Linked DNA regions of Mus musculus: region 2 is linked to region 1. The links are chromatin contacts, found by POLR2A ChIA-PET in ENCODE. All regions are on one chromosome and are shown on one strand. The core of a region is the stretch at or near the end of the contact, and the rest is flanking DNA. Distances in the headings are between cores, read along the strand shown.

Region 1 (4,732 bases), core at 651-3,150:
GGATATTACTAATCCGCCTCCACTCTCCTCTAGCAGGGTTGTAGACCTTCATGACTGGGATGTCACAGATACAATAGATTTCCTCTTTGAAGACACAGGCTTCTTGAAAGTCACTTCGTTTGAGAGATGCACAATTCAGCCACATATTATGGCTAGGATCATAGCAGAGCATGCGCTTACTGTTGACAGCGTAAAGATAATTCTGAACCACTATTAGTTCAAATGAATAAAAGGAATGTGGTACAGGAGCCACCAATGCCCATTGGTTCCTCTGGACACTGTAGCATTCCACTTCCTTCAATTTAACTCCAGTAATCGGGTCTCTCCCACCCAAGATGTAAATGTAGCCATTCAGATAGGCTACATCCATACCCTCTCGACACAGCAAGCGGTCTGCCAGCTGATGCCAACTATTTTGGGCTGGTTTATACACCCATAGGTCTTTCCTGGGCTGGGCAGCAAGATAGATGTCATGGTCTGGAGAGACACAAACAGCTGAAGATGTAATGGTCTTAGTGTGTGCCAAGCTAGTCAAAGGAGACGGCATTGTGTAAATATCTCCGGAATAAGGGTCGTAACAGAGAAATGGATCTCGGGGGTGCCCAAAAAATATTACCATCTCTTTGGCACACATACCCAACCTTTGGGGTGGATTTTCTGCTACCGATACAACTGAGCTACTGCTGCTGCTGCTATTGCTGCTATTATTGCTATCACTGCTGTGGCTGCTATTTGGCTTGGCAACCACTGACTTGTACAACCTATCACCAAATCGCAGCTGCCGGAGAGCCCCTTCAATAATGTCCAGGCAGTATTTCTTCACAATAGGCTTGCTCAGTAGCCCTCCCAGGTAGTCCTGCTCTTCTGCAGGGAAGTGCGCCCAACGAATACACTTAAAGACTTCCGCAGCACTGGGACCCCGCTCTTTCGGAGCAGCCTCCAGCCACTGCACCGCCACATGACACACAGTCTTCTCACTCTCTACATCCAAGCTGTCCAGACGCAGGACGGCCAGCAGCTGGGCCAGGGTCAGATCTGCCAGCGTCTCCTCCCGAATGGACCCCATCCTGCTGAGCTGCTTGAAGTTGTGAGCTATGAAGGACTGGGCCTGAGATCGCAGCTTGTGGTGGTCAAAGGCATCGGCAAACTTGAGGATGGCAGTGCAATTGGTCAGGTCAAGGCGGCGAGCCAGGAAGGAGGCACAGGCTTCGCGCACGTACTCCAGCTGCAGCATATCCGAGGCCGCGTACAGGCGCTGCACGTTGGCCTCGCTGAGCGACACGCGACCAGTGTAGCAGTAGTCCACCAAGACCTCGAAGGACTCGGCATCCACGTCGTGGATCGTCACGCTGGCCTGCTGGCTCTCGTACATGCCCCCCGTGAACATGCTCTTGAAGTAGGGGCAAGCGGCCGCCAGCACGTTGCGGTTGCACGAGAAGAGGCGCCCCGTGCCCGGCCCGCTGCCAGGCGTCACCACCTCGATGGTCACATCGCACAGCAGCCGCGCGTCGTAGAAAGACTTGAGCTGTGCCAGGAGGGCTGCGGAATGGGCCGCGTCCTTTAATTCCTCCGGGCCCGTGAAAAAGGCCGACACCGAGGGCTTGGAAATCCTCTTGGGCCGCCTCCCGCCGCGGGGGCTGGCGAGGCGGCGAGAGCGCGGGGCGTCTTCCCGGGACTGCATGGTGGAGATGGCGGCGGGGCGCCGAGGGCGAGAACGGCTGCAGACGCCCGGCTCCTCCTCACGCCTCCCTCGCCGACGCCGACTCAGCGGCGTCCCAGAACAAACTCGGCTCGCGGCCGCAATTACTCAGCTGGGCCTTCGGGGCGGAGCCGTCTGCCTTTATCGCGTAGTCCCCGGCTGACTCACTGTTTCCCTTCACGCCCTTTCTCAGCCCTTAGCTCACCCTCACACGACCCTGGGGTCTAGCCGCAGGAGCAGCTTCTGCCGAGCGGGCGAGACGGGTAGATGCCCGGACGAACTACTCTTCCCAGGTTGCCTTTCGCGCGCCTCGATGCATGACGGGATCCTCCGGCTCACGGACTATATGAAGAGGCCGAAGCCGCTTTGCATCTTGGGAATTGTAGTTTACATAACCTCTTTATTTTTTTTTTTCTGTTACTGGGTCCTTCACTGAGGTAGAAAGTGGATAGTATCCGGAATTTGATACTTTAGGTTTCAGTCTTGCATAGTGGCATACATATTTATCCCAGCACCAGGGAGGCTGAGGCAGGGGGATCTCTTGAGTTTGAGAACAACTTGGTCTGCATAGAGAGTTCCAGGACAGCTTGAGCTATGTAGAGAGAACCCATCTCACTAAAATAAAATAAAATATAATGGCTTTCAAGTCCAGAGTAAAAGTATCCACTCTATTATTTGTTTGCATGACTTCCTCCTGAAAACTTTATTGAATTTGAAAACTGAGGATAGCAGTATTTTAGTTTTGTGAAGACTGAATGGTATGTGCAATTTACAGAGTTCTTTTGTTGTGGATAGCCCTGGGGCTAATTATATTTGATGTTAATTCCATTCTCCTGTGAGTGGTTGTGAACAAGGGATGAGTTGGCACCCAGGTGATTTCCTGTAAACCTGATTCCACCTTAATTTGAAAAATAAAGGAGAGCTGATGATTGGGCAGATAAAGGGAAGGTGGAGAGAGAGAAGATGAAGAGTAAAAGGAAGAAGAAGAAAAGTGGAGCAGAAGCACATGGCCTGGAGAAACTGAAAGTTCTAAGGGGTCACATAAGACGTGGAAGACCGTAGTGTAGACATACAGCACGTATTTATATTAGCTGAGCTGTGTTTTCATTGCCAGGGCATATTTGGGTTGGAGTTTTACTGCAACATTCTTTATTTTATTAGAAATATTAAAGTTACAGACTATTTTTAAAATGCAAAATCAAGCATTACTGTTTCTTACTTACTCTTATAGAAACACATCTACTAATTTGAAGCCATGAGCCATTAAAAGACTGTAAATTTCTGCAAATAACTTCTTTTTCACTTGCAGCTTAAATGCACACACACAGAGGTTTTCTTTTTTCTTTACTTTCTTTTGTTGTTGTTGTTGTGAGACAGGGCTTCTCTGTTTAGCTCTGGCTGTCCTGGATCCACCTGCCTCTGCCTACTAAGTGCCAGGATTAAAGGCATTGCTGGGATTAAATAAAGGTGGTGGCACATGCCTTTAACCCCAGCACTGAGGAAGAAGAAGCAGGGAGCATTTGATCGAGACCAGCCTGGTCTACAAGAAGAGCCAGGGCTACACAAAGAGAATCCCTGTCTCAAAACAAACAACCCATGCTCAGAAAAACAAAAAAAAAACCAAATTACGTAGATTCATTAGGAAGTATTGGACGACTAATTTGAGGACCTAAGAACATTTATGGAAGCCATTCAAATGTCTAGACTAGGTATAAACAAAGACGTGGTTTTGTTTCCTCATTGTTACAGTTTTAACAGGAAATGTTCTATAAATACTTAGGTATTGGTGAGTTTGGTTGTCAGCTAATGGGCCTTTGAGAAGTGACTAGATCCTAGGGGTTCACTACTGTGCAACTAATGGGTCTTTTCTAAAAGTTTAATTAAGTTGAGTCTTCATTACATTTGTGCTTCTGCTGTGTGAGAGTGTGTGGCACACGTGTGAAGGTTAGAGCATAACTTGATGCAGTCTGTTTTCCTTCCACCATGTGGGTTCTGATGATCAAACTCAGGCCTTGAGGCTTGGGAACAAACAAGTGCTTTTCCTAGCTAAGACATTTCACCCATCCTGCAGGTTGAATGTGAGAAACCAGGAGCCGATAGCAATGTAATGCAAAGGAGAATCTTCTCGGGAAATGATTCTGAAACAACTAAATCAAAGTCAACAGTGTTAATTGACTCCCTTCCTTAAACTCCAAGAAAAAAATAAATCAAGATAAAACTTAGTCCTAAAGGGAAGACTAAAAACTGCAGAGCTGCCAGGTATGGTGGGACGTGCCTTTAGTCCTAGAATGAGAGAGACAGGTTGGATCTCCATGACTTCACAGCCAGCCTGGTCTACACAGCGATTTCCAGGCCAGACAGGACTATACACAGAGAAACCCTGTCTGGAAGGAAATAAAGACTACAAAGCTTCTAATTAGGGCTAGAGTTCTTGGGAGACACACACAGTATTTTAATAAAACAATAAAAACACAAAGTGACAATTAGCCAAGTCCCAAGCTTATGCTCTTCCACACTGTGGTGAAAATAAAGTAAAAATGTTAAGTACTTGTCTGGGGAAATATTGGGTTCTATGTATACTGGCAAATAAAACCATGTAAAGATACCCAAGTCATTATTAGTGAATGCAAATTAAATTCCCAAGAGTTCACCACATATTCAGTAGAGTACCTAAAATTAAGAGGATAAAATAATGCTTAATGTCTTTTGGTCATTAACTGCCATGAGCGTTTCATCGAGTCCGTTCTTCCTCACCTGAAGCAGGCCTGGTGAGTGAGCTCCCTGCGAGCATCCCTTCTGCTTCAAATATTTAGTAGCTACAAATTTGTCCTGAACCTGTCGTGTAACTTTTTTCAAATGTTATCTTATATAAGCTAGGCATGGTGACTCACACCTATACGCCTTTGGAAGAAAATGTTCATGGTTTTTAAAAGGTCTAAGAGAAAAGGTTAATTCATCTTAGACAATCAGTTCTCAATAGTTTATTTTTCTTTTTGATGTTTCAAGCTTATTTGCTACTTGGAGAGCTGGATT
Region 2 (4,732 bases), core at 1,650-4,149, 55 kb before region 1:
CAAAAATGTTTGCAGAACTCTCCTGATATAAAAGGTCGACCCTTGATTAAAAGAATGTGTAACCTCCTCAAACTTGCAAAGTTTGAAATTCCTGCCTCTCTTCTTGCTCTGCCACCAGCTCCCCCCAGGCACCGCATGCCTACCGACCCCTACTTCCTGCTAGTCTCCGGGTCCCAGTCTCATCCACCTCAGGTTTTATGATTTACATTCCCCACTGGGAGAAATCCAACCAGTTCTTCAAGGTGCAGGGCAAACACTCTCTATTCTTGCCCTTCCCTGAGCCAAATCTCCACCCCACCTCTAGGAACAATTGTGTGTAACTCGGACCCTGCCTGCCTGTTCCCCACCTGGCCCAGAGCTAGACAGAGGACATCTTGGGGAGGAATGCTCTCACCGTACCACTGTCCTAAACTCACCCCAAACATGCAGTATGCCCACCGGCGATCACTTACTCTTCCATCTATGATAACACAGGCTTTATTCAGCACCGGTCAAATACTTGCAAAAATTAAACAAAGCAGGGATAGGAGTCCTTTCTTCCAAATCTAGAACAAAGTGCCTGGTTCTAACCTATCTACACTCTGTGGAGAATGTGCTGCTCTGGAGAACCTAGGCGGCTGCTCGAGAGGTTCGAAGCATTTGTTGCTCCTGCGGAAATGAAGGCTTGATTCCCCAGCACCCAAATAGGGAGGCCCACAACCACCCATTGCTCCAATTTCCAGGATCTGGCCTGTTCTGACCTCCCTGGGCACCAGGCACACAGGTGGCACACAGGAAGGCAAACATTCATAAACATAAGGAATTGTAATTAACTTAAAAAAAAAAATCGAGTCTGGTGCCATAAGCCTGTGACCTGAGCACTGAAGAGGCAGGAGGTGCAAGAGCAAAGGAGATCTTCATCACCGCAGAGACTTTGAGGCTACCCTGGGGTACGTGAGACTGAGATGAGGTCTGAACAGACTCACCTTACCCTCAGGCCCACTGCTGAGAGGCAGAAGCAGGAGGACCATAAACCTCAGCAGCTCCGGCTCCTAGTGAGTTCTAGGCTATCTCGAGCCACACGGAGAAACTATCGTAGTAATATAATGATGGTGACACGCTTACGGCTCTAAAGCTAGAAGACACCACTACACTCAGGTCAAAGACCTTCGCACGATCCCATAGCTAAGGACTGGAGGCCAAAGGGATTCTATCCAGCCACTACCCACCTACCTAAAGCGCCTGCTGTTCAGCAGGCACCTCAAAACATCTGGAGGTGGGGGGTGGGGAACCTGACATGCATAAGGACTTGTGTTAATGTTTTAAATATTCGCTAAAGGAGTTTTCTAGGTTTAATTTTTACGAGGAAAGGCTCATTAATCCCTAATCGCATAGATCACATTAACAGCTATTTTCAAACTCAGCTGTGCCAGTTAAGGCTATAAAATATTGTTGGGAACACACAAACAACCAAAACTTCTGCTCAGTAATGGTTTTGACCAGAAACTCATCCGCCGGAGTCAGTTTTTCCTTATTTGTGCCCAAAGGCCCAACAGACTAAACATTACAGCTGCCCCAATTTTCTAATTTCAACTTGCATTTATGATAACGCTTTTGTTTCGTGTACGGCGCTCAGGCTGCTGACACAGCTGGGCCGCTTCTTTGTAATAAACACAGGGCTTCTATATTTAAAAGTACAGTGCAACTTTGTTGTAACATCCCCTCCCCAGTCTCCGGGCTAATTTTCTGTCTTCCAAGCTCCACCTCCATCCCATGATTTTTTTTTTTTTTTAAATCAGTGACGCTCCAAACAGCCTCCGGGAAAGCCGGCTCTGTTCTTTCAAGACATCTCATCCCAGTGGTATTTTTCTTCTCCGCAGTTTGCCGTGTGTTTGAAGAGGAAAGGGGAGTTAGAAGGAAAATAAGAGACATTCTGCAAAAGCCTTGAGGCGAGGGTTGCTGGGGGGGGGGGGGAGCGGTGGACCGGGCTCGGGTGCACGCGGCGGGGGTCCTAGAGCCCAGCCGGCGACAAGGGATCGGCGGGGGTCTGGCGATAGGGAGCAGCGGGGTGGTCTCCAGCCGCTGTTGACAGTAACTGGAGCGCAGCGGGCACGCCCCGGCCCGCCGAGTAGGAAGGGGGCGGCGGAGCAGGGTGTGGGCCGAGGGGGCACCCGGGCGGGGGGAGATAAGGCGAGGCCCAAGTTAATCATCACCTCCCGAGCGCCTGGAAAAGTACGGGCTGAGGGCGGGGTACAGCCGCGGGGAAAGCGAAACTCCTCTCGCAGCGGGCCCGAGAGCGGCCGCCGCGCTCCTCCGGCCTCCGAGAGCCAAGCTCCCATCCACGGGAGCAACTACACTGCCTGCTCCCAAACTCACCCCGAACACGGCTGCAGAAGTCAGCCAGAGCCACTAAGCAAGTAAACTCAACTAGAGCAAAAAGTGACACTGTTCCCATACCGGGAGTCGAACCCGGGCCGCCTGGGTGAAAACCAGGAATCCTAACCGCTAGACCATATGGGAAGTGCTGCTACAAGCACTGCTGTGACCCACCTGACTAGCGTCAGCGCCGCTACCACTCAGCCACTCTGCTGCAACTCGCGCCGCCGAAGCCGCCCCCGCGGCCGCTGCCCCACGCGCGGGCACGAGCCCGGCGGAGCGCGCGGGCGTGGCGGGGGGGAGGAGCGGGGCCGGTGCGCGCCCCTGGAAAGTTCTGAGCCGAAGCCGGGCGCCCCGTGCGCTCCCGGAACGGGCGGCTGCGCCTTTCTTTCTCAGCCGTCAGGTCCCGGGCTGCTCCCCGGTCACAGAGCGGGCGGGCAAGCCGGCAAAGCCGAGGGCGGCGCCGGCTGTGGGAACGGCGGCGTGCGGCCGGGGCTGGGGGGAGGCGATCGAGCCTCTCGGCTGCGAGCCAGCTCGGGAGTGGAGGTTCTGGATCCCGGGAGGCGTGAGGACCGCGGGATGGAGCCTGGGTCGGACGCTCGGGGCCCGCGGCTCCGGTCCCGTCGCGCTTTCGTCCCTTCTGGGTGACCTCAACCCCTTTATACCGACCCCACCTCTCAGGCGCCGCGAGTACCGCCCCGTGGGGGAGGGGAAGAGGCGGTGACAACCGCGCGCGCGGGTTGGGCCGTCGCGGCCGCCGTAGTCCACCCGTGGAAACGCCGTACCCGGGGGGGACGCCGAGACCGAGAGGTCCTGGCTTGAGCCACCGGCGGACATCAGTGAGCGGGATCGCGGGCTGCCCGCGGAGCTGCCGCCGTCATGTGAGTCGGGTCGGGTCGGGTCGGGCTTGCGCCGCCAGGCGCCCGCGAGTGGCCTCCTCCCGCCCCTCCGCTCGCCCGGGGCCGCCCGACCTGCGGGGCCGGTTCTCTCGGAGACGCGGCCGCCCTCTAGGCAGGAGCCGGGGACTCGGGTGCCGCCCCCGCCCGCCCGCCGGGGCCCGGGCCCGGGGCCGGGGTGGCGCTGCGGCCTCAGACGTCCAGGGGCTTTTCCCAGCCTCGCGTCCCCAGAACGAATGAATTAGCTAGAAGGGCACGGGAAAGAGAAATACTTTGAGACTTCTTCATCTCGGTGCAGTGTGATTTACCTTCACCGGAGAGCAGTTTTCCACGGACTTTAGCTTTACATAAATAATACAACTGCTTTGCTAAGACAGAAGTCCGAAAACAGCCTTATATCCCATTTTTTAACAACTGTAAAAATTCCTTTCAATTTTTGGATAAGCTTAGAGTTGTTTTTATCTTTTCAGGGCCGACTACTGGAAGTCACAACCAAAGAAATTCTGTGATTACTGCAAGTGCTGGATAGCAGACAATAGGCCTGTATGAAATTTTTATTAAAATATTCACGTGATGTGTTGTTTTTTTGACTTTAGTGTGTATAAGCCACTTTCGTGTATAGTGCTCTTTATTCTTCAAAACCTAAAAAGGTTTCTTTTGTTTGATTCCTCTTATGAAAGCTATAGCCTTCTCCTTTTCATCAATCTGACTTTGATTTTAAGGCCAAATTATTTCTGGGGACTTTGAGGAAATGGACAGTGAGTGGGATAATCTTGTTTATGGAATACCTGCCCCTTAAAAAGGAATATTGTAGTTTTTCCTGTTCTCCACAGGAAGGAGAACAGCATTATTCCCTGGTGAGATACAAAGGGAGCAGCTGTAATATACCTTATGCTGAAAGCCTTGAGCCCACTATTTTTGCAAGGGGGTTGGGGGCGGTGATTTTTCAAGACAGGGTTTCCAGACAGCAACTCACTCTGTAGACCAGGCTAGCCCGCAGCCCACAGAGATCTACTTGGCTTTGCTTCCCAAGTGCTGGCAAAAAAGGTGTGTACCATGGCTAGACTCCTAGATCCAACTTTTTGTTTGTTTGTTTGTTTTTTTGTTTTTCAAGACAGGGTTTCTCTGTATAGCCCTGGCTGTCCTGAAACTCAGGCTATTGTAGACCAGGCTGACCTCGCGGAGTGCTGGGATTAAAGGTGTGCACCACCACTTAGATCCAACTTTTAAAGCATAAAGTAAGACGTCAGCTGGCTTTCTTCCCTCTTAGACATTCTACAATCAGACAAGCTACTGTATCAAAAGCTGTGGGCTATGGGGACTGGAGAGATGGCTTCACAGTCAGTAACAACTCCTGCTCTTGCAGAGGGTTGAGGTTCAGTTCCCAGTACCCACATGGCAGTTCGACACTACCTGTAACTCCAGTTTCAGGGTGTCCGACAGCCTCTTCTGACCTCCATTAGCGGCTATGCTCATGTCCT

Evidence for each region. ChIA-PET counts read pairs that join two places held with the same protein, here RNA polymerase II (POLR2A).
Region 2: POLR2A ChIA-PET joins it to region 1 with 10 read pairs in Patski. The contact joins the promoter of Wbp4 here to the promoter of Kbtbd7 in region 1. POLR2A ChIA-PET finds 5 or more read pairs at or near these places in 2 of 5 experiments (Patski and embryonic stem cell).

The regions. Positions count from the first base shown.
Region 1 is chr14:79,423,679-79,428,410 of GRCm38, reverse strand. It overlaps Kbtbd7 (kelch repeat and BTB (POZ) domain containing 7), which reads right to left and starts at 1,900. Exons shown (of 1, transcript NM_001024135.2): 1 at 1-1,900. The coding sequence starts at 1,681.
Region 2 is chr14:79,479,435-79,484,166 of GRCm38, reverse strand. Wbp4 (WW domain binding protein 4) reads left to right here and starts at 2,899. Exons shown (of 10, transcript NM_018765.3): 1 at 2,899-3,236; 2 at 3,722-3,794. The coding sequence starts at 3,235. It overlaps Elf1 (E74-like factor 1), which reads right to left and starts at 2,973. Exons shown (of 9, transcript NM_007920.4): 1 at 2,530-2,973. It overlaps n-TEttc4 (a tRNA gene), which reads right to left and starts at 2,499; the gene lies at 2,428-2,499.